Linked DNA regions of Homo sapiens: all the other regions are linked to region 3. A link is a loop called in an ENCODE intact Hi-C map of the cell type or tissue named here. Cell type or tissue: endothelial cell of umbilical vein. All regions are shown on one strand. Each heading gives the region's core, and the rest is flanking DNA. Links, peaks and the distances in the headings are about the cores only.

What was found. Hi-C counts contacts between places; a loop is a spot of excess contacts. Peaks named below come from ENCODE experiments on the same cell type or tissue, not always from the same donor. Only the 100,000 strongest peaks of a DNase experiment are listed, where the experiment ranks them.
Region 1: a loop joins it to region 3, with 6 times the contacts of the local background. A loop is called at or near these places in 6 of 110 quality-filtered maps.
Region 2: it touches region 3 in a loop (15-fold over the local background); 24 of 110 quality-filtered maps call a loop at or near these places.

The regions. Positions count from the first base shown.
Region 1 is chr2:139,942,045-139,953,334 of GRCh38, reverse strand. No RefSeq gene overlaps it. Among named protein-coding and RNA genes, the nearest start is that of LINC01853, 170 kb to the left of the region's middle. In endothelial cell of umbilical vein, for the core only: a CTCF peak has its summit at 6,442 (motif pointing right); no DNase peak of the experiment used is centred there.
Region 2 is chr2:140,857,653-140,868,942 of GRCh38, reverse strand. It overlaps LRP1B (LDL receptor related protein 1B), which reads left to right. Exons shown (of 91, transcript NM_018557.3): 26 at 680-844; 27 at 1,109-1,353. Among named protein-coding and RNA genes, the nearest start is that of MIR7157, 280 kb to the right of the region's middle. In endothelial cell of umbilical vein, for the core only: a CTCF peak has its summit at 5,021 (motif pointing right); a DNase peak (open chromatin) is centred at 5,012.
Region 3 is chr2:139,786,648-139,797,937 of GRCh38, reverse strand. No RefSeq gene overlaps it. Among named protein-coding and RNA genes, the nearest start is that of LINC01853, 330 kb to the left of the region's middle. RefSeq lists an enhancer at 8,337-8,837. In endothelial cell of umbilical vein, for the core only: no CTCF peak of the experiment used is centred there; a DNase peak (open chromatin) is centred at 6,897.

The DNA of each region.
Region 1 (11,290 bases), core at 1,468-9,467, 160 kb before region 3:
GACATGAATCTTGCTAATGGTATTTTTTCCAGGTAGACAAAAAACATAAATATCTGGAGAAAAGTTTAAAAGTATTTATAAAATCTCACAATGTATAGAATTGTCTAGACTTTACTATTTATGAAAAAACAAGAATTTTTACTTATTCAATTTTATATTAATAAAGTCCATATTTCCATGGCTAAGCATAGTATTTTAAAAGGTTAAAGATATAAAATCTGGGAAATAAGTTCTACCAATACTACTCTCAATGTTATGCGCAAATGGTTTTTTTTAATTAAGTTGTGTCTACATGGAAAACTTGCCAACACTGGCTAATTTTGTCTCAATTTTCTTTATGAAAATAGCATTCTACCATGTTGGTTCTATCTCTTGCTGAAGAGGTGGTAGGAAGACAACATCTTGAGCTGCATTGCCAAGGCTGCTTACCCAACCACAGTGGTGGCCAAACCTAGGCACTGAGAATCAATTCCTGAAGTAATCTATTCTGCAAGAAGAACAAGCAGATGCCTGTTAATTTATGCTTATTATTTGTCCAGAATTTTTCTTGGTGCCTTGGGGAATATAAACTATTAGATTCAGGGTATTCTTAAGTAGCTTAAAATCTAATTGAAGTAAACCATATACGTGAATCACATATGAACTACGTAAGAACATACTTAATTGCATTTAATATAAATCATTAGTTTAGAAAAATGTGAGAAGGATAGACTATTCTCTTTCTCAAACTATTTTAACATTTAGAAAAATTTTATTTGTATATAATCAATGCCTGATGCAACTGAAGAAGCTTCAGTGTAAATTTTTATTTTAAAAAATTACCTTTAATTTTAAGGCTTTACATGGTATAACATTTTGTTAAAAATCAATATGCTTTTACTCATTTGAGAAATCAGGTATATATTAATTTTGCTTTTTTTCTACTATCAAAAATGTCAGGACACTATTAATGTTTGATATATTGAAATAACTGTTTTTGAATTAATTTCAGAGGTAAAATAAATTTCAGTAACTGGGTCACTCATGCTTCTTGGCATGATTGTAATCTGAAAATGTCATGGAATTACTCTCCTTTAAAAAAAAAATCTGAGTTAATTCAATGACTGGTGAAACACTGGTAGTATCCACTTTACAACCAATAAGAGCTTTTTCTTTTTCATGGTATCAAGTCCTTTGTTTTTTGATTTGAATTTTGGAAGTCATAATATAATTATACAAATATAGGCAAAAATACAAAGCAAATAAAGAGCCCCAATTTGTATGGTGAAGAATGGTAAATAGCAGAATAAGAGCCCTTAGTAGGGTTTGAAAGCCAGATCATACATATTTAAAATTATTTTGTTAAACACATTCAACTTAATATAGTATAATGTTACCTGCTGCCGGATCTTTCTCATTTTATGTACTAGATCAGCTCATGCTTGTATTATTTTGAGTTTCCTAACTGTTGTTAAAAAAATACTCCAAATCTCAAGGCTTAGTAATAAAACTTTATTTCTTACAACACTCACAAGAAGGTCAGAAATGGGGATAGTGTGTGAAAGAGAGGTCTCTTTGTTTTATATAGAATCTAGGAACTTAGGTTTATTCCAGCCTACGATTTTGTTTTCTTCTATATTTTTGAAATTTCTCTCTCTTAAATTGACAAATGGAAAAAAGAGAAGAGAATACGGAGAAGGCACACCTGGTTTTAACCCCATCAACCGGAAAATAGCACATGTCACTTCCACTCACAATCTATTGGTGAGAAATGGTTATATGGCACCACATGGATGCAAGGAGCAAGAAAAAGTAGTCTAGCTGCCAGTCTTGTAAATAAGAAAAACACATATTGTGTAGCAGCAGTGTCTGCACAGGTCTAATCAAGATTTACTTCTTCAAATCTAGGGAAAGCTTAGGTACTTGAAATAATGTCAGTGAATTAATAAGACAACCTATTATTTCAGTCAGGCAATATACAACCAATGGGAATGTAGTGGAAGAATGTGAAAATTTTTGCATCAGAAAAGGCTACCAATTGACACTTTAAGAGGATTTGTTGTTTTTAACACATAACCTAAAGCTTGAGTTAATACAATGAAATAGCATTATAACAAATTTATTAGAGAGAAAACCAGTTTCATTTATAGAACATCATATTTATCTCATAAAATCATCCCTTGCCTTCAACGTTTGCAATGTAAAATGGAAAGGGGGAGACATATTACACATCTAAGGATTACCCTTGACAAATTTTATCAATCATTGAGATTTTTACACTGGTTTATAGAAGAAAAATGATGCAAAAAGAACTACAACAATTATTTTTTGAAAATTTCTAATTAGAGTCTTACAATTGCCTTCTTCATTAATTTTGATTCTTAGGAAGATCACATTAAGGAAAATTTAGGGGGCTTGCACGAGGGAAAAAGATGAAGAAAGGGAGTAATTAGAAATGAATGAAAGATTAGGCCTAAGTTTTCTTTTTCCTTTTAAATTTCATTTTACACAGTCACTTTGTTAAGACAATAAGATCAAGGCTATTGCTGCAGCCTGCCTAATGTTTTCACATCCACGTGAACACAAGGAGTGTTGTATGTGCCTACAGGCACATGTAAACAATTTTGTACCTATTCAGGAGAGTAAGAGAAATAAAAAGAAGAGAGCAGAGAAGAACACTAATTGATGCATCATTAACTGATTAGTGATAAAATATTGAAAGTTACCCACTGCCTTTAACAGATTTTAATATGCCATCTATTTTCAGTATAATAACTTCCAGTTAAAAATTGATGTTTAAAAACTTAAATAAATGATTTAAGAAATTAGTCAAAAGTATTTTTCTTGGGGCTGGGCTCAGTGCCTCACGCCTGTAATCCCAGCACTTTGGGAGGCCGAGGCGAGGCGGTTGGATCATCTGAGATCAGGAGTTTGAGACCAGCCTGGCCAACACAGCAAAACCCCATCCCTAACAAAAATACAAAATTAGCTGGGCATGCTTGCTCATGCCTGAATCCCAGCTACCTGGGAACCCGAGGCAGGAGAATCACTTGAACTCAGAAGGCAGCTATTGCAATGAGCCGAGATCATGTCATTGCACTCTAGCCTGGGCAACAGAACGAGAGTCCCTCTCAAAAAAAAAAAATAAATAAATAAAAATAAAAAAATAAAAATTGTCTTCTAAACAACTATGTATAGTACTTTAAAGGAGTATAGTACCGTTACTTTTGAATACATATAGTAATTTTAAATGTCATTGAAGCCTGTTTGAGTGAAATAATTAACCTTATTTTTAAATAGCAGCTCCCTAAAGCCCTTCATACTGCTATAATAAAAGAGACTACACAATTGATCAATACTAAAAGTTTATTTTTCATAGTTCTAGAGGTTGGAAAGTTCAAGATCAAGGGTGTCAGTAGGTTCAGTGTCTACTGGGGGCTCGTTCTTCATGGATAGCACCTTGATGCTGCATCTTCATCTTGCAGAGTGGGTGAACACTGTGTCCTCATGTGGGGAAGGAGCACTAGGACTGAAAGGCCTAGCTAATTCTCTCCTGTTCTTTATAAGGACATGAGTCCCATTCAAGCGGACAGAGTCCTCATAACTTTATTACTTCCTTAAATGGCCTCACCTCTTAACATCAACACCTTGGGGATTGAAGTTCCGATGTATGAATTTTGAAGAGACACACATTAAAATCGTAGCATCGCCATTCAGTTAGTTGTCTGAAATCACTTAGAAAAAAATGTGTAATTATATTGGTTAAACCTTTTCATTTCATTATTTTTTAATGAATCATTTTACTTGCCCATGTTTTAGTTGCAAGAAAATGGAAAGGTAAAGTCATAACCTAACCAAGATTGACATATCATAAACATCTAGTGTTGCAGGTGCTTTGATGCCCTGTGCCTCCTCCCTTCTGCCCACTGATGACGTGAGCCCCTCCACACTGGAAGGCCTGTAAAGCTCAGATTCACTTAGTTATGTCCCATTGCTTAAAGGCTATGAGAAAAGCTTGAATGGCAAGAATCTGGTACACTAGCTTACCCTTAGTGACTTCCTCACTATTGACTCCTGATTTCTGTTTGACATGTAATTCAATCCCAGAACAGCAATGATATCCAATAATAACAATCCCATACTATAATATATATGATTTGACTAGCTGTTTTTTTGTATTATTTCCCCTGTTGGATTTGTTATACCATTTCTTTTCTTATTTGTGAGGATAGTTGAGAGAAGACAGTAAATTTATATTACTTGAGTTTGTAATTATATTACAATGAAGAAAACATTACAGTAATGTTTGATAATCATTAAATTAATATCACGGATCAATTAGTAATCAATTTCAGGGGAAAAAATCCTTCTCCATTTAAATTGTCTGTACTGTCTAAATTCATTTAGTTCTTTCTGTTTTAAATCCATATTTTTCTATGAAATTTGTTGTTGTTGTTGAAATGGAGACTCACTCTGTCGCCCAGGCTAGAGTGCAGTGGCGCGATCTCGGCTCCCTGCAATCTCCGCCTCCCGGGTTCAAGGAATTCTCCTGACTCAGCCTCAGCCTCCCAAGTAGCTGGGACTACAGGCGCATGCCACCACGCCTGGCTAATTTTTTGTATTTTAGTAGAGACAGGGTTTCACCCCTTTGCCCAGGCTGGTCGTGAACTCCTCAGCTCAAGCAATCTGCCCGCCTTGGCCTCCCAAAGTGCTGGGATTACAGGCGTGAACCACGGCGCCCGGCCTGAAATATCTTAAGTACAATGCTGTTTAAACTATTTAAATAGCTTCCATGTTTCAGTCCTGAATTTGTTTAAATCTGTAACTCAATATATTCAAAATCAAATGTACCAATTTTTATTTTTAATAGCTTTTTTCCTACTCTTCTATTTCTGCTTCTCTATACCCAAGAAAAACAATCATTAATGTCCAGAAATCAAAGTCATGTTGAACTTTTTACCTTGCCTCCTCCATTCAGTCAGGAAAACCTCTTGTTTATTCTGCTCAATGCTTTCCACATCTATTTCTTCTTTTTTCCTTAGTTCATTTCCTTAATAAGTCTCTCAATTGCAAAGGTATCCTAGATTTTTGCAGTGCCTCTCATCCATCTTTCTTTCTTTCTTCCTTCCTTCCTTTCTTTCTTTCTTTCTCCCTTTCTCTCTTTCTTTTTCTTTCTTTCTCTCTTTCTTTCTTTCCTTTCTTCCTTTTTTCCCTCTCTCCCTCCCTCCCTTCCTTCCTTCCTTCTTTCCTTCCTTCCTTCCTTCCTTCCTTCCTTCCTTCCTTCCTTCCTTCCTTCTTCCCTTCTTGCTTTCTTTCCTTTCCTTTTTCTTTCTTTCAGTGATCATAGCTCACTGCAGTCTTCAATTCCTGGGATCAAAAGATCCTCCCCCTTCACCCTCCTGAGTAGCTGCGACTACAGGTGCACCACCACACCTTGCTAATATTTAAGTATTTTTGTAGAGGTGGGGGTCTCACTGCTGCCTCAGCTTGTCTTGAAGTTCTGGCTTCAAGTGATCCTCCTGCTTCAGCTTCCCAAAGTGCTTGGATTCCATATCTCTTTCTTAATGATAATACCATATGCTGTACTCAGCATACATGTCTGTAGATACATGATTTGAATGCTAACATGTCTCTGTTGAAAAGTAGATAAATTTTATAAACTTTCATGCAGGATAAAAGCCCGGCATTAGTTCTGTTGAATGCCTACCTTATTTTTACATTATCCAAGAAAACTGGTCAAAATATATTTGACCAATATATTCCTAAATATTAGCTTATACCAATAGGAAATTAATGGACTTCTGTCTATAAAGTGGCCCTTAACAATTGAACTAAGCATTAAGGAGTATTTTAATAAAAAAAGACACCGACATAGTTCCATTAGGTTATGGAGAGGAATGATGGAACAAATTTTTGTGACAAATTATTCCATTGTTTATGCCTTATATCTTATCACAAACATGAGATTGCTTTATTTTACAAATATATATTATGTAACATTAGATTTGCAGTTCCACGTATTTTCTAAAAATCACCATCATCATTGTCATCATTTTTTAATACTTGAAGTAACCTTAATTTGCATAAATTTCTATGCATAGCAGTAGTCATCACTATAACCTTCTTTTGTGCTAATGAAGCTCTAGGCTTTAGGAAGCATGTAGGAAGTTCCTAAGGAAACACACTTGGGATCAACATTTGTGGAAGAGAGAGGATGAAACCAGGATTGAGAAGAGGGAGAAACAGAGCCATGGTGTAGCTCCCAAAAGACCTTAGCTGACATCCTAAGGAACTCTGGAGCTTGAAGTGGACTTCAGAGTTGTCCTGAGTTAGGGAAAGGGGGCTTTACTTCTATACCTCAAATTGACCAATGACTAGATGTTACTTGTCCCAAAGAATTTTTCATCTTGAGTGTGGTAGGTAGGCAATCCCTAGGGAGGGCTGACAGCAGAGGGCAGTCTTCCAGCAGCATTTCTAGCAGTTACGGATATAAATCCTTCATTTCTGATAAGAGGTGTTGATGGCACATGACAGCATCCTCCTCATAATCAACAATAATGATTCCACATATTGGGATGCTTCCGACATCTGTCAGTTATAGGGCCTGGACTTGAGGAAGCCCTCTCCTGATGCTAAACATGAGACTATCCAGTGAATCATTAACATATGGGATGATGAAATTAGGACTATTTAAATAAGAAATACAAATAACCAACTTCTTTGGAAAATGATGTTCTTAGTTTATTTTACAAAGATGCACGTGTGAACGTGTTTTATCAGATTAATTTGTTGGCATATTGAAAAGGCTGAGAGTAGGCATTTAAAGGAAGAGGAACAAAAAACGTAAATGTCAGTGGAAGATAGGTTATCACCAGCTTCATTTTATAAAAGCAGCAAGTTTGAACTGAAATGCAATGTTTTCTTAATCAGTCCCATCATTTAACTGCTAAGAAAAAAGAAGCACCAATATCTCACTGCCTGCCCATAATAGGTAGAATAATGGCTCTCCAAATATGTCCATGCCCTAACCCTCAGAATTTCTGAGTGTGTTACTGTAAATAGCAAAAGGACTTTGCAAGTATGGTTAAGGTTACAGACCCTGAGACAGGAAGATTTTTCTAAATTATCCCGATAGGCCCAATTAAATCATAAGAACCCTCAAAAGCAGAGAACTTACTCCAGCTAATCAGAGACGTGAGATGAAAGAAAAGATTTGAAGAGTGGAGGTACTCTTCCCATGGTTGCTGGCCTTGAAGATGAAGAAAAGAGTGACAAGCCAAAGAATGCAGATGTCTCTAGAAGCTAGGGACAGACTTGGCTTGTAGACAGTAAAGAAGTGAACTGAATTCTTCCAACAACCCAAACTTAACAAAGATAAAAATTTTGCTTAAAATTCTTTTCTCCAAAAAGAAACAGCCCTGCTGATTCCTTGATTTTAGCCCAGTGAGATCCATGTTGGATTTCTCACCCACAGATAACTAAGAAAATAGATTTGTTGCATTTAAGCTACTAAGTTCGTTGTTACTTGTTACGGCAACAATAGAAGGATAATACAGATTTCTTACGTTACATTTCTTTAAAACTGAAAATTTCTTGAGACAGTCCAGTGAGATGGAGAAAATTTAAGGTGGTGGGTTGGATGGATAGGAACAATAGGAGAAAATACAAAGAAGGAATATTAAAATAAGAAGGTACTGTTTAGGCTGGGCATGGGGGCTCACGCCTGTAATGCCAGCACTTTGAGGGGATGAGGTGGTCGGATCACTTGAGGTCAGGAATTTGAGACCAGCTGGCCAACATGCAAAGTACAAAAATGAGGTAGGCGTGGTGGCAGGTGCCTGTAATCCCAGCTACTCGGGAGGCTGAGGCAGGAGAATCACTTGAACCTGGGAGGTGGAGGTTGCAGTGAGCGGAGATTGTGCTACTGCACTCCAGCCTGGGTGACAGAGTGAGACTCTATCTCAAAAATAAATAAATAAATAAATAAATAAATAAACAAACAAATGAATAAATAAGGCACTGTTTAAATGTGTTGAATAGAGAATCAAATGACAAACTTCACACTCACCATTATTTGCCTAGATACATATTTTTGGCTAGAAGCAAACACAGTGGTCACAGGGGTTCAGTATTTTTCTTCCTGGGTATTTTCAAGCTGGTATTTTAGATGAGCATTGCTTTTGAAGCTGCAGAAAAACTGTCAAATTGTAAATAATATTGGTAAGACCAGAGCTAAAGAATGTCTGGAAGGCAATTTTATCTATAAGTTTAAAATCAATGTTGTCATTTTATTATCCTCCTCTAAAGGACAGGTATACAGGAAGAAAAGTGGTAGAAATTTTTACATAGTGGTTTTATTAGCATAGCTAGTATGTGCTCTAAATACATACTAGGGTCTTGCTTTTTTTGAGGAACCCCAAGGAAATGAAAACCGTCAGCCCCACTTAATGTGCAACTCATTAATGATTCTCTAGCGACTCATTTATGGGTCTGCCAATTAATATGCTACATTCAGATGAGCAACTATTTTAATAATTTTATTTAAAAATATTTTTTAAATTATTTGTTAATAATTTTATTACAAAAAAAATTTAATAATTATACAGCTTTTTTTCCTTATAACTTCCCTAAATTACCTCATCTGTCCCCACCCACCTGAAAGCTGAAAAGTATTTACTTTATTCCATTTTGGTAAACTCAGTCCAATTAAAAACAAACCAAAGCTCAGGGTTTTCCTCTTGACCTAAAAATACCCCTTACCCTAAAAATACCCCTTACCCTTATTACCGTGTTGGGGCTGCCCTAACTTGCCATGAGGCCCTTTGGCTGAGGTATCCTGCAAAGTGTGACTCCTGCTAGAATCACAAGTGGAAGTGGGATCATGAATTTTGAGGCCTCATCTTCTGCCTCTCCAATATGCCTTCATTCTAAGACATTATCTCACAGAGGAAAGGTCAGAATACAGGAGTGTCGCTACTTCTCTCTGTCTTCTTCTCTCCTGCAGTCTACCAGGACGTTAGAGGTGATCTCTTCACTTCCTTTCTAGTGAGGCTGAGATGTCACTTACATCATATCCTCCTCCTTCCCAAGGAAATTTCACCCACTTCTCTTGCCTTGGGGCTATCATTGCAAAAAAATCATCTGAGAACATGATTTCTGAGGAATAGCATTAAAAAATACATCAACATAATGTTTTCAAAATGTGCTTTGCCATTACCCTTCCCCTAAAGGAAAACATTATGCCCTGGAAAAGGGCGTTTACATGCACTTTCACTCCTTCCACCTTTCTAAGAGGACTGTATCCAGCAGGCTGAAAGACTCCATTTTTATTTTTCACTCAAGCCCTGCAGAGGTATCTCCAGCAAATGGGGCTCCTCAGTGGAATTGCTCTTTATACTCCTGAGATTCTCACCTTGCTCCCAATTCTAGTCTCTACTCCACCAATTTTTACTACTTTAAAGGAAGAGAAGTCAGGTGCACCTTGCCCACTAGATTTATAGGTCTGCCCTCTGGAAGCCCCTAGATTAAAAAGCTTTCTTTTCCACAAGACTACCTATATCCCCCCAAGTGAGCCATGTAACCCCACTAAGCCCCCTTTAATCCAAGTTAGACAGGCTTAGGTTCATCAGTCAGTCCACACTTGGTCAATCTGTCTTCTCTCTTTATGTATGAGCGCTGATTTTGTTTTATTTTGTTGGTGTTTTTATTATTGCGGCTATTTATTTAGATTGTTTGCTTTAGTGCTTTTCTTTTATTTTTAACTGTTCTAAATCCCTGGATTACAGAACAGAATACAATATTTCAGTTGCTCTCTAATAAGCACAGAACAGGGTATCAATAGGTAGTATTCGTCATCTTATTCTGAACATGCTACTGGACTTTTCTTAATGATTATGTTGAATTATCGTTGTTGATCATATTTCTGACTTGTAGCAAACTGGAAATCACCTGGAGTCTTTTATTTTTAACAACTGATGCTTTTGATTATCATTTCCCCATTGTATAGCTCTATCTTTATTAGTTGGATTTAAAAAGCTGTATCTACAGAAATAATAAATGTAGGACATTCCATGCAATAGTCTACAGCTTTTTATTTTAGGAAAAATAAGCAGCACATGAGGGAAAACATGACTCATCCATTTGCCTGTCATGTAGTAGGTATTACCAGGCAGTTGGGTTCATTTTGCAGGGTGGTCTCTCTTCCTGAGTGTCCTGGCTCCCTTCATCTTATAGGCAACCCACATGGCCAGGATCACCCCATGTCCAATCCAATAAAACCAAACTTTTAGCCAAAGTATTATGTTTCTCATTGTTTCAGTCAAATACTGTATTAGTTCATTCTCACACTACTAATAAAGACATACCCGAGACTGAGTAATTCATAAAGAAGAAGAGGTTTAATGGATTCACAGTTCCTGATGGCTGGCGAGGCCTCACAATTATGGTGGAAGGTGAATGAGGAGCAAGGCCCGTCTTACATGGCAGTAGGCAAGAGAGAGAGCATGTGCAGGGGAACTCCCTTTTATAAAACTATCAGATCTCACAAGATTTATTCATTATCTTGAGAATAGCATAGGAAAGACACACCCTCATGATTCAATTACGTCCCACCGGGTCCTTCCCATGACATGTGAGAATTATGAGAGCTACAGTTTGAGATTTGAGTGGGGATACAGCCAAACCATATCAAATATGATCCTAAAATTTATTTATTTCTTAAATTTACCAGATGAGTGGCAGTGGTCAGCTAGAGTAAGATTGAAGGGAGTTGAGAGATAGTTGCATCTAAATTTTGATTTAAAGTTTGATTTGATGTGGCACCCAGAAAAATATTATGATTTCAGAGATAATTTATGCTGTACATTGAGGAGAAATATGATACAAAGTAGAGAAAATATACTTAAACTTACATCAATTTATAATTATTCTGTTGTAAATCTGTCCATTTATTGGCTTAGAATTTTAATATGAATCTTGTAAATATTTGTTTATATGGTTCAGATTTTTTTATTAGTGACAGAAGAATTTGGGGTGAAAAGTCAATTTTTTTTTTTGATCTAGAATTTAGCTCTTAGTACATTTGCAAAAGTTTAACAATCCCTGCTAGTGGGACCATAAAGCTTTCTCCCAGTAAAAGTTCAAGTAATAGAAGAAAAAAAATCTTTAAAAATTTGCTGAACAAAACTTATGTCTTAACTTCAGAGTTATATCTACATTGCTGTTACTTCAGATATTTCTTATTGTTTCAATATATTTTGTTCACAAGGTATATTATTATCCATATAGGTTATATCAATATAACTTTATTTTT
Region 2 (11,290 bases), core at 1,826-9,825, 1.1 Mb before region 3:
TTCAGTTTTACCGGGGACCCATTTCTGGCTGCTTGGGAATTTGTCTGTCTCCTGTCGCTGTCACTATGTCTGTATATATTTACTATACATAGAGAATAACATTTCTCCTCTACTTAAAAGCCACCAAAGGCCTATGCACTTCTTATTCCCTTAATATAAAATCCAGAATAATTCTCTTACCCTACAAGACCCATAAGATCACCTATTTGTCATCCTATTCCTCCCCTCTCTTCCTCACTCACTATGCTTCTAATACATTGGCCTTATTTCTGTTCCTCAAATAGCCCACATTCTTTTCCCTGTTAGGGCCTTAGCATATGTTGTTTATTCTACTTGCCATGCTCTTTATACTGCTCTCCTCATTCTTCAGTTTTAGTATAAATATCACTCCTCAAAGTGCTTTTTTCTGATCACCTTCTCTAAGTAGGTCAGTCACCTGCTATTCTCTCTCATAGCAATTTTTTTCAAAATATTTTATGAGTCATAATTATATATTTATGCACTTATTTAGTCTGGCTCCTCCACTGGACCATAAGCCCCACGAGGATAGATAATACATCTGTTTCTCTTGTGACTTATCACCTATCCAGTGCCTAGCATATGGTAGGCACTCAATAAATATCTGTGAAATGAATGACTGAAACAATAGTATTATTTCTTTTTTTTTTTTTTTTTTTAGAATTCTTTTCTGGACAGACTGGGATGCAAATTTTCCTCGCATTGAATCTGCCTCTATGAGTGGTGCTGGGAGAAAAACCATCTATAAAGACATGAAAACTGGGGCTTGGCCTAATGGACTAACTGTGGACCACTTTGAGAAAAGGATAGTGTGGACAGACGCCAGGTTTAAAAAATCATCTCTTTTCTGTATTTTTTTTTTTACTTAGATAATATTTACAACATTGGAAAGTGTCCTAACATGTCAGTATCATGTATACATATATTAAAATTGGAGGTGTATTTTTTTTTTGCTTGCCCCAAATCAGATACAGACCCATAAAAATATTTATAAAATACCTTTTTTGTCATTTAGCTGAGTTACATGATTATGTCTCTGGACTAGTTGAATGAGTTTTGACAAACTACTCATGTATTTATCTTTCTGTAGGTCAGATGCTATTTATTCAGCCCTCTATGATGGAACAAACATGATAGAAATCATCCGAGGTCATGAATACCTTTCCCATCCCTTTGCTGTGTCTCTATATGGGAGTGAAGTCTACTGGACAGACTGGAGGACCAACACATTGTCCAAAGCCAATAAGTGGACAGGGCAGAATGTCAGTGTGATTCAGAAAACCAGTGCACAGCCATTTGACCTTCAGATATACCATCCCAGTCGCCAGCCACAGGGTAAGTGCTTGTTCACTTATGGATTAACCACCCAGAAAGTATTATCATCTTAATCATATAATATTTGAAGTATAAAATAACTTCTATAAGTTAAAAGTTATTGACATTTTACGCATACTCTATGAGGGAAGTGGTTTCAACCTTTATTTTAACTGGTTTAGAATTTTTTTCTCTTTCCCTTTTTATTTTATTTACATATAAATATTTAGGGGCATCTTAATTCCTAAGATGCCCCTGTATATTTATTTTAAACTAAATCCCCTAATTTTTAGATTATTACCATGTAGCATATTGGGAAGAGAGGGGGTGGTACATGAGAAAGGGTGAACCATTTGCCTGAGTTCCTCTATTTTAGGAGAAGTGAGTTCACAGGCCCATATGTGCTACCTCTCCCCATGTATTCCGTATTTCACCTTTTGGTTCAACAGTGAACCCCATCTTGGTTTTGTGATTGTGTTTCCTCCACTCAATGTTTGCCAAGTGTTCCTATCCTAATTCTCACTTTTTGCCCCACTGGGATACCATGAGGTATCCCATTTGGTGTAACGTCAGCTCATCCTTTTATACTTTTTCCTCATTATATGTGATATAACCCTTGGAAATCTCATTTGAATGCAAACAATGACCCCTTTATTAGCATGTTTTCATTTTAGATTCATGATTCTTAGATGACAAGCTCTCTCTTGCATCTTCTCCTTCTCTTTCTTTTTCAGTGTGGAATAAGCAGACCTTCTAACTCATTGGCATGTAGGGCATTTGTTCCACACATCGAGCCTTATTTTTAAAATTTGTATTATAGTATCTTTTAGACTTGACTAAAACCAATTACCTCTCTGGTTGACAATATCACATGGCTCTCCTTTGTCTTTCTTCAGTGTGTTGCGTTCATTCTCCCTTGATACTATTTATTCTACCAAAATCTCATCTGCAAAATTTTCTGTGTCCTTTCTCTGACAATCTGATTGAATCTAGTTATTTTCCCAGATACTCTCAATTTCTCAGTTTCTATTTTCTTACATAATTGATCCTTCTTTGCTACATGGGAGTTTCTATACATATGGTTTCTATATCTACTGCTTACATAGGTGAGCAATAACTTTAATTTTTTTCTTCTACTCTTGACTTCTTTCACCTTATAAGCTAAAAAGCATGAGGACATTATAGAAAAAAGTATATAGATTAGTCATTTTTGCATTTAATAATGATTTAGTAGATATATTGAATTTGATTAAATTTAAATAAGGCAAGAAGTTATTATTCTGACCAGCAATGTGCCACTAGTATAATGAAAAAATACGCTTCTCTAGAATTTCCTTCAACAGAGGAATGCTTAGCTGTAAGCAAACACTGTAGATGACAAGCACTTATAAGATATGAATGGTTTTGATTATTTCAAGTGCAAAATTATTTACACAACTGTATTTTTGTCCCTCAGATTGTTTGGCATTTTGTAGTAATAATAATTTGTATGTTCAGTGCAATCTAAATGAACTGGACCATGAAAAATGGCCTTCATCTATGTATTGCATCATCTATGTATTGCATCATTCCTCCTCACCCAAAATAGGATCAATGTCCTTCTCCTTCATTTACTAACTGCACTGTCTAATTCGCCTGCATTGGCATGACCCTTAGTAAATTCATAGAACAGGAAGAACCACGATACTCTCAAGCTTTCCTGATATTTATGCATATATAGGAAAGAAACGAGACATTCATTGTCATTTTTTGGTGGGGGGAGGCATCCTTGACATCTTTCCTTAACTCAAAATATGATTTATATATGATTTTTCCTCTTTACATAAAATAAGCAAGATTTTACTATGTGGATGTAATTTAACATATTTTCCCAGGATTCAGGGCAAATATTCTAGTCTTTAAATACATTTAGAGAATATCACCTATGAAAAGAACTTGCTATTTCCTAAATGAAATTCAGTCAGTTTGCAATTTTGAGAGTGATCAGAGAACATTCTACCTTTCCCCATTATAAGGATCACTGAGCATATAATAATCATTATCTGTCCTGTTTATCTGCTTCAGTGAAGTAACACTTCCACTGCTAGGGAAAAAAGATGCAGGAACATATCGACTATTTTATTACCGAGGATAGAATTAAAATGAAAATGGTGACAAAGGCTCAGCATTAACACAAATACAATAATAATAGCCCGTATTCTGGTGAATAATAACATGATGTTCATGAAACAAATAATAAATTTAAAAAATACATGACATTCAGTACTATAAAATTGAAATATATCTTTCACAAATTAAAGAAATAAAGGTTACAAATACTATTTGCCATTATCTAATCCTCCAAGTAGGAAATTAATAAAAGTTTCAGCACCAGTTTTCTTACAAGTAAGCATTCATTATGCACACAAAGTTCCAAATTGGTTATTGGATATTTAAGCAGAATATTTTAGAAATATATTTTAGATCTCTTTGGTTTTTAATGTTGTTGTTATATGGGATTAGGAAGAAACAAACCACAGCTTAAACATATGCAATATGAAGGAGCAGTAGTGGGTATTTTAAATATTAATTAGAAAAATTTACAGCATGAGGGAGCCAAGCTTAGAATTAATGGCATGGCCTGGGTTCAAATCCTAAACATATGATTTATTAATTGCGTGATGTACCCTTCATCATTAGCATAGTTTTATTTCAGATTCATGAGTCTCAGCTATTAATGTGTTATTGGACATTATTGGCAAGTTATTTAACTTCTCTGTATCTGCTTTTTCAAACTGGAGATAATGTATCTAAATCATAGGATCTTGTAAACGTTGAGTTTAATCACCATTTAACACAATGTAGGTTTTTCTTTAAGTTAAAAATATATAATTCACGAAGCCATCTAATCTAACTATATTTTTATCAGTAAAATACAACTATTAATTAAGTTTCAGGTATATTAAAAAATAATAGCAACAATAACACTCATTTACAATAAACACTTTTTGGGTCATGTGTTAGTTTTTCTTTGGATAATGAGATCTGGGATTATATAATGAAGCATTAAATAAAAATGGTTTTGTGATTATGACTTTGTAATATAAATGTGCACTTATATCATTTTTATTAGTACTTTACAGTTGTTAGTCTCAATGTGTGCAAAGACTTGCAGGAACAATTCTCCATCTAAGACTCCTTCTCACACATACCAATTATAAATTCTTATACTAGCTCAAATTTTACCTCCTCTACATTCATAGTTAACACCATAAGGACTCAGCATTTAAAGCTTGTATGGTTATTTATTTATTTATTCATTAATCATTTCCTAACTCTGTCTTACCTACTCGCCTAGATTATAAAATATTTAAGGAACAGTGTTTCATTTATTTCTTTGTGTCAACTATAGAGTCTAGCTAAGTCCTTGATAACAATATCGATAATTATAATAGCAGCTAACTTGATTATCATTGCATTTCCGTGAGAAAAATTGTTAGCCATCCAGTTTCACAGATGAGGAACCTAAGACAGAGAAATACTAAGTAAATTGCTCAAGGTCTAACAGCCAGGGGATAATCGTTCTGTTATCTGAACAGAAGTCTGAAGCCAAGCTTTTGTTTTACTCACTGCATTCTGCAAGCAGAAGACATTAAATGCACATATATTCCTCTTGGAATTGTTGCATCATATCACCAGATGGCAGTAGAGAGTCATGTTTTCTTGACATTCTCCTTGGACAAACTTCCTTACCTTCCTGGAGTTTATAGTCTAAGAGGAGGAACAGACTAAATTAACAATTAGGATAGATACAATCATTGTTATGATAGATGGATTTTGAATGTAAGAGTATAGTAAATGAAATTTAAAAGTAGCAGGGTGTGGTACTAAAAACGAAACAAACCTTGGGATTAGCTAAGTTTAATTCTTCCCTCATGTCAGTCACTAGCCATGTTACCTGAGGCAAATTACTAACTTGGAGGGGTTGCATTTTCACATTTGCAGATCGAAGCAGCAAGTGAGGAAAGAATAAATCAGAGACAAGATTGGGCAGGGGTCAGATCATGCTCACACTCAAATAATATCCCCACAAAGAAATACACAGTTTTTTCCTCTGGGATAAATGGTTCCAATGATGTTAAACATAAGTGTGCATTAAAATTAATGGAGGGCTTATTAAAACACATATTGGGGGGCGTTACCCAGAGATTCTGATTCAGTAGGTCTTAGGTGGGGTTTGACATTTTGCATCTTTAACAAATTCCCAGGGGATATGATGCTGCCTTCAGAACCATTCCTCTAAGAAAAGGAGAGAAACAATTTTTTAAAAAATGGTCAAAGGAGTAAAAAGAACAGATTTGCATGATAGAAATTTGTAAAGGATTGATTGGAGAGACAGGATTGAAGTGTATATGTGTGTGTATGTATGTATAGAATATATATGTGTGTGTGTGTAACACATATATATATATACACACACACAGACACACAGAGATAGAGAGATTGATTTTAGAAAGTAACTCATATGCTTATGGAGGCCAAGAAGTTCCACAACCTACTGTAGGCAAACAGGAGAACCAGGAAAACCAGTGGTGTAACTCAATCCAAATCTGAAGGCCTAAAAACCAGGAAGGGTAGGTGGATAATGGCATAAGTCCAGGTCCAGGAGTTCACAGGCCCAGGAACCAGGAGTGCCAATTATGGAGTGTAGGATAAGATATATGTCGTAGCTCAAACAGGAAACAAACTTGCCTTTCCTCTACCTTTTTATTCTATTTCGGCCTTCAACAGATTGGATGATGCTTCCCTGTAATGGCAAGGGCAGGAAACTTCTAACCCAGTATACTAATTCATATACTCATCTCTTCCAGAAACACACCCAGAAATAACATTTTACCAGCTATCTAGACATTCTCTAGACTAGTCAAATTTACATATAAAGATAACCATTACAGGAAGCTACTTCAGTAGATCAGGAGGTGGCTGATGCCAAAATCTGGGAGATGCTTGTAGGTGAAATGGTCTCTGATGAGATATACTTAGAGTTGAAATCATTAAAAAGTGGTGATAGAGATTTGAGTGGGAAACCTGGGGAAAGGAGGAAGAATATGGGATGGCTTTAAGAGAGAGGGTCAGCAAATGTATTCTGTGAAAGGCCAAATAATAATAATGAATATTTGAGGACTTGTGGGCCATGTGTTCTCTGTTGCAGTTACTCTGCTGCAGTTGTAATGTGAAAGCAGTCATATGGGAAATGAATAAGTGTGGCTGTGTGCCAATAAAACTTAATTTCTGGACACTGAAATTTGAATTTCATACAAGTTTTATGTGCCATGAAATAGTATTCTTCATTTGGTTTTTTTTTCCAACCGTACAAACAAGTTGCTCACCGGCCAGTATTAGCCTTTAGGCCATCATTTGCAGACACTTCACTTAAAGGATTATCTGAAAAATTAAACTTTGAAATGTGCTGAATTTGAGATACTTCTGGGATACAGTTGAATATTTAAGGCTAAAAAGGAAGGAAGCTTTGGTCTAAAACTAGAACTTTCATAGTTATTCAATTGTAGATTGAAGGCAAAATGTAGATAAGATTTCTTAAGAGTATTACAGAAAATGAAAAAGGGCAATGATAGAGCCTTGGAAACTGCAACACTAAAAAGGAAGGCAAAGAAGAATGCTCAGAAAAAGGGCACCAACAGATTTCAGGACAAAAAGAGAAAGCGTGTGCATGCGCACACACACACACAAAAGGAACAGTTTCAAGCTAACACTAGCCAACAGTATTTGCTTTTGTAGAAAAGCCAATAAAAATAAAGACATAAATGCATTCATTGGATTTGGCAACCTGGAAAAAGGTCAGTGATAATTTTAGTGAGAGCAATTTCAGTGGGTTTGTTTGCATATGTCCTCGTGATCCTAAATAGGTCTGACATTAGCTATTAGTATAACTTTCAACTCTTTTTACTACAAAATATAATTTACTAAATAGAACTAGATTGTTCAGTCAAACAGTAAATTCCAAAAAAAATACCTTCATAGCAATCAGCTTAGTCTAGAGCCAGATTGCTTGGGTTCAAATTCCAAATTTGTCAAATCCTGACTTCTTGTGCATTAGTATTAGTTTGTTTCTCTACATTAGTATTTGTTTGTTTGCTTGTTTGTAAATCTGTAAAATGGAATTGTTATAAAGATTAAATACATCAGTCTTTCTCTTTGTTTTTTGAGATGGAATCTCACTCTGTCTCTCAGGCTGGAGTGCAGTGGCACGATCTTGGCTCACTGCAACCTCCGCCTCCCAGGTTCAAGCGATTCTCCAGCCTCTGCCTCCCAAGTAGCTTGGATTACAGTCACGTGCCACCTTGTCCAGCTAATTTTTGTAATTTTAGTAGAGATGAGGTTTCCCCATGTTGGCTAGGCTGATATTGATCTCCTGACCTCAGGTGATCTGCCCTCCTCGGCTTCCCAAAGTTCTGGGATTACAGGCGTGAGCCACTGCGCCCGGCCACATTAGTCTCTTTTAGGCAGTTAGAAGATACCTGGCAAGTACTAAGCACTTTAAAAGTGTTTGTTAAATAACTTAAATAGATAAATTAGATAAATTAGATAGATAGATAGATAGATAGATAGATAGATAGATAGATAGATAGATAGATGCACAATTCTCTTACTTCGTTTTACACATTGCCGCCAAACTCTCCTCCCCCACCCTGTAAGGGAGTTGTCTGTAACCATGGAGAAAGTGAAATCTAACTCTTCTTTTGTATGCTTCTTCTCTACCACCCATCTACCATGTCATTTTTCTCTGTGTCCTCACTCAGCCCAAAGGTGTTTTCTTCATCACCACTCCAGGTGCAGGGTTAAATTTTCTCATAAACCCAGCAAGAATCTACCACCCTGGGTTTTTCTGTTTTCTTTTGTGTTTCTTTCCTTAGCTGCTCTAATTGGAATTAAAAAAAAAAAATCTTTCAAGAATGTGATTGTTATTTTAATTACAGAGTGCTGCAAACCCTTTATCTGTTAGATTTTCACCAATTATGTTTTTCTCTTTTTGTAGAAACTTATTTTTCATGTAAACAGAACTTGGTTTAAAGGGGTCTTAAATGTTTGTTGATAAAAATAGTACTATTTTTGCAGGAACATTTTAGTTTACTTTCAAAGTCAGGCTACTGACTCAACTGCTCCTTTTAAATTTTATTTTGAAAACATAGCAACTAGTAAATATACAAACTGTTTTAGATAATAATATGACTTCCTTTTAAAAAAGAATCAAAACCCAGAAAAAGAGAGAATGAGTAAGACATTGAGAGGTTTCTCCACAGTTACAACAATAATTAGATCAAATGTAATCATACCAGTTATACTCTAACTCAGTCTCCATTTCACATCCCTGTTTTATAAGACATCCATCAATTGGCCCATGAATGAACGAGTGAATAAATCAGAATGAATTGCTTCACATAGAGAGGTTGTGTACTGTAGTAGTTAAAACCTGGACTCTGGAACCTGAATCTTTCTGTTCTCCTTTTAATACTTGTGTGATCTTGACTGAGTCTTTTTTACCTTCTCAAAGTTAAGTTTAGCCTTTGCAAAATGAAGGCAATTTTTTTTTAATTTTTATTTATTATTTATTTTTTGAGATGGAGTCTCGCTCTTTCACCCAGGCTGGAGTGCAGGGGTGCGATCTCCGCTCACTGCAAGCTCCGCCTCCCGGGTTCACACCATTCTCCTGCCTCAGCCTCCCGAGTAGCTGGGACTACAGGTGTCCGCCGCCACACTCGGCTAATTTTTTTGTATTTTTAGTAGAGATGGGGTTTCACCGTGTTAGCCAGGATGGTCTCGATCTCCTGACCTCATGATCCGCCCACCTCGGCCTCCCAAAGTGCTAGGATTACAGTCGGGAGCCACCGCACACGGCCAGGCAATTTATTTTCATAAACAAAGGTTACCATTAAGAGGAATAAATAAAATAATGCTTATAAAACACTTGGCACATTTTCTAGCATAATATAATAAAATAAATTATTTCTTTAACTTTTAAAATCATTTTTTTTAAAATCCCACTGTCCATTATAGGAAAATTGCAAGCTGTTTCTCAAAAAGTAGTTTAACATCGAAATGATTTAAGTGCCTCCAATTGCATCAGAAAAATATGTCTATAGAAAATTAAACTTTTCTTGACAACATCTATAAGAAAACAGGATAAGCTTATTTCACAATAAAAAATGTTATATTTTAAGAATATTATTGATACTCCCTCACTAATTCACTCCTTAGAGGACAAAGTATCACTTACAAAACCTGAAGGATGAGGGATTTCATATAGGACTATTAATATTTTCAATTAGAATTATGGGGAATACTTTTCACATGATTAATAAAAGGTTTTTTTTTTCTTTTTTGTCAAAAAGAAATACCCTCAAAAACATGTTGCAGCATGGTGGAGGTGAATCTCAAATACTTGCAGGTTGCTTAAATTATTTGCTTCCACAATTTACTATATTAAGATCTAGGCCAGTCCCGATGGCTGACACTGGTAAACCCAGCACTTTGGGAGGCCGAAGCAGGCAAATCACTTGAGCTCACAAGTTCAAGAGCAGCCTGGGCAACATGGTGAAACCCTGTATTTTCAGAAAAAAAGAAAATCTAACTAGGCTGGATAAAGATAATGTGGTACATATACACCATGGAATACTATGCAGCCATAAAAAGGAATGAGATTATGCTCTCTGCAGGGACATGGATGGAGCTGGAAGCCATTATTCTCAGCAAACTAAAGCAGGAACAGAAAACTAAACACCACATATTCGCACTTATAAGTGGGAGCTGAACATTGAGAACACATGGACACATGGTGGGGAACAACACACACTGGGGCCTGTCGAGGGGTGGGGATAGGGGAGAGAGAGCATCAGGAAAAATCGCTAATGGATACTAGGTTTAAAACCTAGGTGATGGGTTGATCTGTGCAGCAAACCACCATGGCACATGTTTACCTATGTAACAAACCTGCACATCCTACACATGTACCCTGGAACTTAAAAAGAAAAAGAAAGATCTAACTACTTGTCATATAAATTAAATTTCTCTTTCTCTTTCCTTTCTCTCTCTCTCTCTCTCTCTCTCTCTCCATATATATAAAATATATATTATATATAAAATAATTTTTTTAGCAGAGTTGATAATGTAGGATAGAGGTTATACACGTACATACATACATACATACATAATACATTGTATTGTTCTCCTCACTGTTAACTCGTATCTAGCATCTCTTTATTTCATATATTTATATACTATCGGTATGAGATTTATGTGATCTAACATGTATCCTATTTTAAAATGCAGAATCCCTAGTTCTACTCCAAAATCAGGGCTTCTCAGTGTCTGCACATTACATATTTTGGGCCAGATAATTCTTTGCTAGTTGTGGGCTAGATAGTTCTCAGCTACACTTCCTGTGAATTGTACAATGTTTATTAGATCCTTCACCTCTGTTCACTAAGATGCCAACAGTACTCCAAGTCATAACAACCAAAAATGTCTCAATTTATTCCCAAATGTTTCTTGGGAGGCAAAATCACCACCATCTCCAAGGATTGAGAACCACTGTCCTAGATGGTTTTTTAAAATATTGTGAATATAGAATCATTGTAAAAATAGAAACTTCCCTGATATGTTTTTTTTTCTTTCAAAGCATGTAACAAGTGACATTAACAGAGAATAAATTAAGATACCAGATAGACATGTCATCTCTTTAGAACGACTGAAAGTTAGTTGGTATTTTAAGACACATTTCCCCTATAAATGTAACATTATATTGCATATATATTTTCATCCTTTTACACCAAAAGCTGCATACAGATAGAAATGTTTTTTGTGGTTTTTAAAAACTCTCTCTGTAGAGATACCTGTAAAAGATCAGATGAAATTTTTAGACATGTTATATTCTACTTTATACAGTACAGTATAAAATTAA
Region 3 (11,290 bases), core at 2,183-10,182:
ACCTGTGTGCCAGGACTATTGTAATAGTTTCCTAATTCCTGCACTTACTTCCAATCTCATGTTTTCTAATCTATGATTCATATAGCCATCACATTTCTCTTCTTAAACAGAATGAAGTTGACAGTTTCCTTCTTCAAATGCCTGCACTGTCTTCTATTTCACAGAGAGTGGTACTCAAAATATTTGCCTGGCATTTAAGGTTCTCTCTTATCAGGTCACCAAAAGCCTTCCCACTAAAGGTAATCATCATACCCTGCAGTTACTATTCCTTAAATATTTCATCTGCTTTCCCATCTCACTGATTTCATTTATGTCATTTTCTCATATGATTTTATTCCCTTAGCTATCCCCATCATTTGTTAATTATCACATCTTCCTGAATGTCCAAAACCTAGTTATATCCCTTTTTGGCATTCGCACACTTTGGACCCTGTCATAGTGCATATTGTATTAAATGAAATTAAATAAATTTAAAAATATTTATGTTTTCCAAATAGATTTGGAACAGTGGAAGCATGGCTTCTTGTTAAGATAACAAAGATCCATGGTAGGAATTAGTTGCCAGTGGCACAGTTATGATTTTAAAAGCACTGTAAAAATGGTTATATTTAATCTTTACCTGGAATCTTATATTACTACAATTAACAATTCATCACGAATAGTTTTTTCAATTGTGTTAATTTTGAGAAATTAATGTGGAAGTTTCAGGGAACAAAACTTATGTGTATGTCTGCAATAAAATATGTCTATATTTCTAGATCTGAAATATATTTAACATAATAATAAAATTTCCTGACTATACAACTTAAATTATACATGAAAAAGAAAGTACTTTTACATTTTAAAACAGAATTGAAGTTTGAAATGGTAGTAAATATATGCTGCAACACAGTGTACTCTGACAGAGCAAAGTTGTATTCTGCCATTAAATCCCAATCCATCTTATGTTTCATCAGAAATAACTCTGCTGTATTTATGTTTCATATAAATCACACAGATATAAATAGTACTTTCATATTAAAATAGTAAATTAATATTACAAATAATAAGTAAAAATAGTCAACACAGCTGGAAATGTCCTCACTGGCCATTGTGTTTCCATCATTATGAGGGAGTTACACTTAACAGTAAATAGCAAATAGATGATTCCTTTTACTAAATTTTACTTCCATTGATGGAGGTTGTGTGCCATTTGTAGCTTTCTTCTGTCAAGCATTCCTTTAATGTGTTGCATTTTATCTTTTTTACTTAACAGTAGTAGTTTATAACTCTGGGTTCTAGCTTTAGATGTGTCACCCAGTTATCTTGCACAAGGCATTTCATTAGTATATAGTTCAATTGCCTCATCCATGGTAAGTTAGATGTGAAGATGAAGCTATAATGAATAAGTTGGTCTTAGTAAGAGTCTTGGAGACATTTATGAATAAGTTGGTCTTAGTAAGAGTCTTAGAGACATTAATGAATAAGTTGGTCTTTGGAAGAGTCTTGGAGACATTTAGTCAAGTTGTGTGTGCATATGTGTGTGGGGTGGGTGTGTGAGAGAGAGAGCAAAAGAGAGAGTGGGAGGGAATCAGTGAGAAAGGTGTAATTAAAATAATAAAGTGTTTTTAAAAGGGGGAAGAATAATTAGCTAAGTTAAAAATGCATATACAGCAAGAAACATTTATTACATGGTCTTATATACTCTCCCAGTGTTTTGCACACTTACACAATGGCAGGTAACTACTCTGTCATACTTATTCGTAGTTTGTCTTCTTAAATAAATCACCATTTGGCCCTTTGACTCAGAATATTGGTGACAGTGGAAATGGGCAAGTGCCTGAAGTTGAGTTCCATTTCTCATTTGCTTTCCGCAAGAACAAATGAAAATCCACAGGTTTTGTGAAGCAGATTCTCTTTATTGGTAGTCTGGAGGCCTTACTAATTAGCATTTAGCTATAAGTAATGCAAGGGTAGCTGGTATTAAGTAGAGTTCTGTGTGATCTCTTATTTCATTGCTATGTTAAAAGAGAGCTTGGGGAATAATCAGTGTACGGACTATGTTTTCTGGAAATTACATTAAAACCTTTATTCGTACTTTAAGGGCAGAATCATGTTTCCATTTATTTTTTTATAGTTCTAATCTTGTTTATAAAAAGTTTAATAACAATTTCCAACACAGTCATTTTCAAAGGACATTTTCAAAACCCTCCTATGTCATTTCTTCTCTTGATTATGTTGTTGTTCTACTTCTTATTTCTGGGGTCTTTTATGTTCTAACAGAACCATAACCCTATATCCTCAAGTGGGAGTTAGGGGATTGCCAGTGAAGTAAAGGAAGCTAAAAAATTAGAAGCACATTCTCCGCAGTCTCTAATTCATCCAAAAAATTGCTTCTTTCTCCAGACAATATTTGTCACTATGGCATTTAACCCAGGGTTAGAGCTTTTGTTTTCTACCACAAAGTGGTTGGATTTCCTTCCTAGTTGCCTACATTCTCTTCTCCTCATATTCTCCCATCCCTTGTCACCCTTGTCCTTGGATATTCCCAGATAAAACCCACCTCTACCCTTCCTCAATGACTCAGAAAAAACCCACCCCCGTTCTTCCTGATGGTTCCCACATGATTCAAATGAGTTTCTTCTCAGCCTCTATCAAACCCTGAATCCCCTTTGTTTTGAGATATTTCTTATTAATGAATGTTTTTTCTTTTGCTATAGCCTGAGTAAAATCATCTTGTTTGTCCAGTGCATTCTGTTTTTTTTTATATCTGCAACAAAGTTAAAATTCCAAAAAAGTTTTCTCAACACACCTATAGCCAAGAAGGTATTTGTCTCTTGTCTCTCACAGAACTCATGAGAATGCCTTAATGGCATAAGGCAATATTTCATTGAACTGGTGATGTAAAAATATGAAAAACATATTTTTGTGTGTGGATTTGTGGCATTAAGTGTTAAACGAAAAACTGAAATAGAAAGAGTGAGGAAATTTAACATATTAAAGTAATATGCTACTGTTTGAAAGATACACACTATTTTCTGAAATTAATGAGATTTATCCAGTTTTAATGCTCTTTAAACAGAAACATTGAGTGAAAATCTTGCTAACAATAGAAAATTTAAAATTTCTTACCAAATTTCTTTCTGAAAAACATCATGAATATGAAGGTTTATTGGATATTTCTGTAAATGTATTGTGGAAGAGATAATTCTTCATTTAAAGTATGTATTATCACTGGCATGAAGTAGGATAGTTAGGTTCAAGAAACAAAGCCCTGTAGAAATTCATTCACTTCAGTAGAAGTTAAGAAATATATAATGTTCTTATGTTTCATCCTAAGAAAATGTATAACTAATTCATCATGTAAGAACAGCCCCCCGAGAATAACTTGTGTTTGGAAATGGCCTCAGTGGAATTACAAAATTGCTAACAAAATTAAATCTCATTATACCATTTAAGCACCTGATTTATATGATGAAAGAAGCCAATATTTGAAGACATCTAGAATCTAATAGACTAAATACTAATACTGAGAAATTTATTTTAGGTGGATTTTTCCTTACAAATTGTTATTGGCCACGCACTATGTTAATTTCATTGTATAAATATCCTGGAAACACCAAAGAAAATTTAAAAAGCAAAATCCTTGTCCCTGCAGGGTCATATTGTACATTCCAGAAAACAAAAACAGTAAAAAAGAGAAACAGAGAGGAGTGAGATATGGTTATTGCCAAATGATTGGTTTAGAAAGCATTTGAAAAAGTGCCATGAATACATGACATAATGTAAGTAAAGAAGGAAGCAAAATGCCTGGTGTTTAATGAGTGGTCAGTACATGATATCTGAAAACAGTCTTCTCTAACGCTAGGAAGACCATCTAGAGAGAAAGAATGTAAATGCTACTTGAAAGGAAAAGAACCTGATTGAGGAGGAAACACCAGAAGACAGAATCCTACATAGCGAAAATAGAAAAAGCTAAGATATTGAGAAACGACATGTATAACATGAACATTTACAGTTCTTAATTAAATCTCATGTCCTTCACTATGTTTTAAAGATGGGCCATAAACCCATGGACAAACATAAAGCCATAAAATCATTATCCTCCAGGGCGTGCTTGGGTTTGAAGTGGACTTGCCTGAATGGACATGTACTTTGAAAGAAACCCTAGAGGGTCTTGTTCTTCTTTTCACATGAAATTCATGGGATTTAGTAAGCAATTTGTAGAAGTAGTTGGAAATAAATGTGTATAAGTACATGACAGAAAATGCAGGTCAGTAAATATCCAGCTAAGAAGTGTGGACTGGAGGCAGAGGGAAATCACAATAGTATTTTGTGGTAGGGCAAAGGCAGAGTGATGTGTTGGGGATATATATGTCAGTTATGTCATTTGGTTGGTTGGAGGGAGGGGAGAATCAAAGCAAGGAAACCAGTTAGAAGACACTTGGAATATTGAAAATGCCTAAAACTAAGCAAACTCACCTGAATATCTTCACAATTTACAAGTAACAATGTTGCTGCTATTTATAAACCAACTACAGTGTTCCAGTTTTCTATTGCTAAGTAACAAGCCCATCCACACATATTACGCTCGGTGATGTCATGAGTCATGTATTCAAAAAAGGTACAATGGGGCCTTAGCTTGGATGATTTGAACAGCTCAGGTGACAACATTTGGGTAGTGGAATTATTTGGAAGTTTTTCTCTCATTCTGGTACCTGGGCGGGGATGACCTGAAGGCTGGAGACAGCTGGGACTATGGACCAGGTCACCTAATTGAGGCAGGACCTCCTCATGTAGGTTGGTCTTCTCAGAATGTGGCATATGGATTCTGAGGAAGACACTATCCAGAGGAAACCTGTGGAGAGTGAGTGAGCATTCTGAGAGATCTAGGTCAAAGTTGCAAGGCCTCTTCTGACCTTGCCTCAGATGTCAAAGGCAAGCAGCATTATTTCTTCTCCATTGTCTCCATCAAACACTCACCCAGATTCAAGGGAAGGGGACATAGACATCATCTTTCAATGATAGGAATACCCAAGAATTTGAGCCCATGCTTTAAAGTGCCACATATAGATAATCATGGAGAAAAATGTGTTATAGTATGAAATAAATGCAGCATTAGCAAGTCTTTTCAAAGAACCTACTAAAAATTGCATAGTATTTATTTTTGACATTACTCATGCAATTCTATTAATATAATAGTGATGGGGTTCAGAACAAGCCAAATCCAAAATATTGGCACCTTGATGTTTGATAAAACAGCAGAAGCAGGAGGATCATTTTCACTGCCCTCTACCTTTCTCCCTAGAATCAGGTCATGAAACCTAGGAAGAATTTTCTGACCTTCCCCTGAAGCAAGTCAAGATTCTCATTCAAGAGGTGCCCTCCCTATACCTAAAGAAAATGAACATCTTTATCTCTGAAGACACAGGGACATAGAGAAAAAACTGAACAAACAGGCCATCCTAAGTTTGCCCTAGTTAATTACCATTAGACTATACCCCCTTTTCCAATCATACCTCCCTACAGCTGTCCACTCTTCATTAAACCTAAGCATAAAAATGGTTTCTTCTCTTTCTCTGGGTCTTCATTTCTGAAGGCTCATGTGTTATGTACAACTTACCTTAAATAAACTTGTAAACTTGTCTCCTTTTAAGTTGTCTTCTGTTATAGGGTTCTCAGCCACAACCCCAGCAATAGGTGAGGCAAAAATTTCTTCCCTGCCATCCCCCACCTCCATAATAGTCACAATTAGGAGTCATGGAATGAGCAAAGTGATATTAGCAATGCTGAAGTAATAAAAAACACTAAACAATTAAAAGCCATTTTCTAATTCAAAATTATTTTATCGGGAGCTTAAGGGTTTAAAAAAACATTTAAAACACTGTTTGGTATTTCTTAGAAATGAATGTTTGAAACTACAGCTGGTCTTCTCATGCAAAAAGCATACAAATTAAAAATGACATAATTAATTATCCAGATGCTTCAGATGTCGGCATTTGCCATCACTTTCGCCATATCACCACTCATTTAGTTCAAATGTTTCATTGCACTTAGGTGCTTGGGGTCGCAAATTTAGGTAGAAAATTTGGTTCACTCTCAAGTCTGCCTATCACCATATGTTTTGCTTGGGCATGAAAAATGAGAAGAACCTAAGCCTTTGCCACGGAGTCAGGTAAAGTGTTTCCATCAATGGCTATTAAGTTTGAGTAATGGGGTTTTAAAGAGACAACTTGTAGTGTTGCTCTTTAGGAACCTCGACAGCAATTGTGCTTTAGCTGCAGGTTCTATGATCTAACTGTAGCTTTGGCTCCATGCAGCCCCTTGCCTGTGTCACCACTGCTTGAACCCCCTCTATGGTATACATCTGTTACCAATTCCCTTTCAAAGAGCATCTGCTGCCAGGAGAGGAAAGCTTTTAATATGTTGATTTATCATCATCAGATACAGGGTTTTTATTGCTTGCATTTGAATATTATATTTAAGGTGCTTTGTGATTACAGATGTTTTACATATAAATTGCTTTATATTAGGAAAACCTTTTATTCGGTATTTTTGAGGAAACTTCACATTCATGTGTTTTACATTTTAATATCTTCTGCATTGCTGAACGCTTGTGAATTGCTTTCTGTCCATAATGGTAGTCAGTATGAGCAACAGCATCTGTGACTGTTGCTGCTTCAAGGAGAAAATTAAATGTGGTTGTTTTTTCTGTTCTAGGGAGTCAGAGTTTATTAATTACTAAAGAAAACTTTGACTGTTATTTTATCCCCAAAAGGGACAGAGTAGGTCACTACAAAAAATAACTTCCCACTCCATAACCTTTGTAAACCAGAAAATGATGTCAGTCAAGTTTCTTCTTTTCTTTCCCTTGTCTCTTGCAGTCTTAAGAAAATCTGGAAGTCTTATGTACTGTATGGTCTTTGAAATAATAGCACCATCTACTGTCTGAATCTGAATTCATTCATCATGTTAAGGAAATGATGAAGATGGTAGAGATGGAGGAAGTGCTCTAAGTCATTTAATAATGTGACTCAAAGTAAATGAAAAATGTGAAAATTCTCACCTAAAGTACAAAAACAAAAGTAATCACATCAGGGCATAGTCACATTAAATACACATAGTGAATTAATCTTTTTCATTAAGAAAGACTATAAGATCATTCTGAAATCCATAGGAAAGACAATGTCTTTATTATCATCATTATTATTTTAGTTCTCCAGTGTCAACTTATTTTATATTCATTTAGATGAAGGGTAGGGGTGCAAGACGTAGACTCAAAATACCCTAAGGAAATCCCTATCTCTCAGCCTGGCATCATGATGTAAGCCTAAGTGCTCCGTTTCTGCACCGAGTGCCAGTCCGCTCTCAGGGAACACTTCTTATAGTGGGAGTTGCTTGTAGTCTTGCCTGTTCTCTGTCCTCAAGTCCTTCTCCCAAAGGAGTCATGGTATTTCATTAAAAAACTCAACTGTCTGTATAAATGATCATTGAAAGTACGTCTCAGGGCTCTCATAACAATAAGCCACTAGCTATTTGAAGAACATAGAGGGGAATTCAGGACATTCTCCAACCCTCCTTCATGCTGATTTCTTTCAATGAGCAAGAGGTCACTTGTCATTCTGCCTCAAACACAGTTATTTCCTTAACCTCATAACTCCCAAAGAGCTGTCTTGCCTCCCACACATCTATTGCTGGCTGCACATTGCTCTTTCTTCCTCTGGAGCTGGCAGCCAGCTATTCTATAGACAGCAGGAATTTTATGCTCTCTGTCCGGTTTATTATCTCTTTTCTAAATCAATTCACAAGGTTTATTTTCTCTATCTGGCCTCTGTTCCCTTTCCTCCCACTTCCATTCTACTTCACCTTTGATTCCAAAAGGAAACCCGAATTGAAATGCCTCACTTAAAATTTTTTTTAAATTTCGTATTTATAAATAGCCAATGACCTTTGCATAAAATAAATGCTTGGAGAAAACATGTATTCTCGCAATTGATTTTCTTATTCTGTTCAATTTATTTGAGATGCCAAGAAACATACTGAGCAGGAAATAAACAATGGGATAATTGAAATATCAACTATGATTCCACACTTATTTACTAGATATTAGTTACCTCTCCTCTTTCTGCCAAACTATATGAAACCCAATCCCGGACTTCAGAGGAGCTTATAGTCAAGTTGGTCATTCCTTATCCTCTTGTCTTTTTAAAAAGTTTCTTTGGCTGGGAGCGGTGACTCACACTTGTAATCCCAGCACTTTGGGAAGCCATAGGCGGGCAGATCACGAGGTCGAGACCACGTGAAACCTCGTCTCTACTAAAAATACAAAAATTTACCCGGGCGTGGTGGCGGGCGCCTGTGGTCCCAGCTACTCGGAGAGGCTGAGGCAGGAGAATGGCATGAACCCGGGAGGCGGAGCTTGCAGTGAGCCGAGATCGCACCACTGCACTCCAGCCTGGGCACAGAGGTAGACTCCATCTCAAAAAAAAAAAAAATAAGTTACTTTATTATCTGTTTATCTCCATTGTAGAAGCTAAATACTGGCCAACTAATTTTCTACTTAGTCTAGTCTTATCTTAGTTATTATTACAACTATTGCAGGATAATATTTTAAAATATTAACTCATTTTTATTCACTGGGAAAAAAATCATTGCTTTATATATGTGTTTCCTTTGGGGAGAGAGTGGCTGTGACTGGCAATTGATAAATTAATAGATCAATCAATAAACAAAGTCAATTGAGCCGCCAAATATATTTATTTAGAAAAACTTGTGGCAGAAAACAATAGTTATAAAAGTCAATACATTTAATGTGCCAGGTATTTTTTTGTTTGTTCGTTTTCTGAAAGAGATAAAGGATCTTGAGAGTCAGAAAGCCAAGCTCCAAAGGGAGCAAAGCAGTAAGATCATCCACAAGCAAATGTAGGTAATGATGACAAATGATAATTTAAGTGCTGGTTTCCCACTCAAATGAGGTTATAATTCAAAGGTTATGGAGAAGACTGGAGAACATTGGAAGAAGCGAGCTTGCTGGCAGTAGGCAAGAAAGGCACTTGTCTTGGGTGCTACATTTAAGGGGTACCAAAAAATTCAGTAATCAAGATAAGTAATATTTTAATGCAATGTTTCAAAAAAATCCACGACAAATGAAGTATCCAAATTTTAAATAAAGACAGAGACCTTAAGGGTGCGTGAATTTCTCTGACAGGACTACAAGTCATGACTGTATCCTAAGTGAGTCTCAGGGGAGGGGCAGTAGAAACTGTAGAAGATAAAACCAAAGATAGGCTTAGAAGGACTTGGGGGCAGCAGAGTTTTCCCTTACAGCCCCCATTCATCCTCATCATAGTCTAGGAAACTATGAGGATTTTGAAGAAGTCATGAAGCTCTAGCCAGGCAGGACAAGTTTGTTAGTTCCAAGAGAAGCTTGCTAAAGTTAAGAGACATTAGGATCATGGAGGGTAAACAGCTATGGATTTCATGAGGTTCAGAAGTCCTGAGGAAAGTCAGATGAAACAAAGGTTCTGAGCCTGAGACAAGAAGGATTTAGATGAGATGGTCCTAGCAACTGACCATGCTGTGAAGGTCACAGACTCAGAGACAGAAGCCCACGCTGATGAGAACATGGGGAAAGCAAAGCAGATGCCATCAGGACACAGAGAAAAGGCACACAAATGAGACCTGAGCCACGTGGACGTTTCCCCTATCACCTCACGACTGAAACCACCCCAGGAAAGAGAAAGAGAAGGAGAGCTACGCATTTGACTCAGTCATTACCCAAAGGAGAGTACATTTTAAATTGCAAGTGACCATGAATGGAAATGAGGGTTTCAAAAGGTAAATTTCATTTAATTTTAGCAATCTAAAATATATATTTTTTTCTATTTGCATTTAGTAACTCAAAGGTGTGGTCGTGGAACATCAGTATCAGTTGTCACCTTGGCGCAGAATCTTGGGAGCCACACTGTTGCAAGGAAGAATCTGCATTTTAGTTAGATTCCTTCTGTGAGAAAAATAAAAGTTCTACTATCAAAAGACCGCTCCATACTAATGTAGAAGAGGAGACAGACAGATAATACAACATGAATATTGGGTAAACATTATCAGAGTCCTGTGCATGTAAGGTAATGGGAAAGTAACTACAAAGCCTGGACAGAATTTCACACAAGTCTATTCAGAGTCTAGATGCAAACAATTAAAACTTATCTTACTTCTTTGAGAGATAAGACTGTCTCATCTATGCCTGTTGTAAGCCCCTAAGCTAGTTCTGGAGGTAAGTGTTCACAGTTTCAAGAGTCGGAAGGCTCACAAACTTGCATTGTAAAATCAAAAGATGAAGCCTTTTAATCAGGTCTATTGTGTTCTCAAGGAGACACTCTAAAAAGTGGAAGCAGAGTAGGCAGTGACCTCCTCCTTAAGGAAAATTTCATGTTTACTTTTAGTCTTCATCATTGATCTTCATATTAACATTTGAGAAGTACTATGTTACACAAGCAATTGAAATAAATAATTTGGCATTGCTCCATTTGTCAGCACTCAGGGCTATGACTACATGTGTAGGTTTAATGGTTCAATCAGATTTCCTTCTCAACTTCTGGGAGATCTCTAATTACATCAAGAAGACAATGGTCAAGAACAGGGTCATCAAACTTTTTGTAAAGAAACAGATAGTAAATATTTGGGGCCATATAGTTTCTTCTGTAACTACTCAACTCTGCTGATGTAGGGTGAAAGCAATCATAGAAATACATAATGAAATGAACCTGACTATGTCCCAATAAGACTTTATTTACAGCAACAGGCAGCATGCCCGATTTGGCTCACTGGCCATAGTTTTCCAAATTATCTTATAGAATGTTCTATGAAACGATTCTTCTAAATATAAGGCAGTGATAACTAAGGAATAGCTCACTGGCCATAATTTTCCAGATCATGTTATAAAATGTTCTGTGAAATTGTCCTTCTAAATATAAGGCAGTGGTAGCTAAGGAATAGGGTTTGCCTCTCTGCTATGATCATTTCATCATAATTGCTAAATTCTCTAGCCGTCTTGTCATATAGTCTTTGTGACTGTAGAGCCATTCATCTTTGTATTGTGCAGTCTTAGCACATTGAGGGCATGGCTTTGCTTTTCTCAATCCTAGGTTATAGCACTTAAAACACTCAAAATGCCCTTTTACTTACACTGCTAATGAAATTCCTTTCTGTCAGTTTTTTACATATTACAGATAGATCAGATGTAGCATCTTTAAAATCAATATAGAAATATTTCATATGTTAAGCATGTCTATTGTAAAACACTTGAAAAATA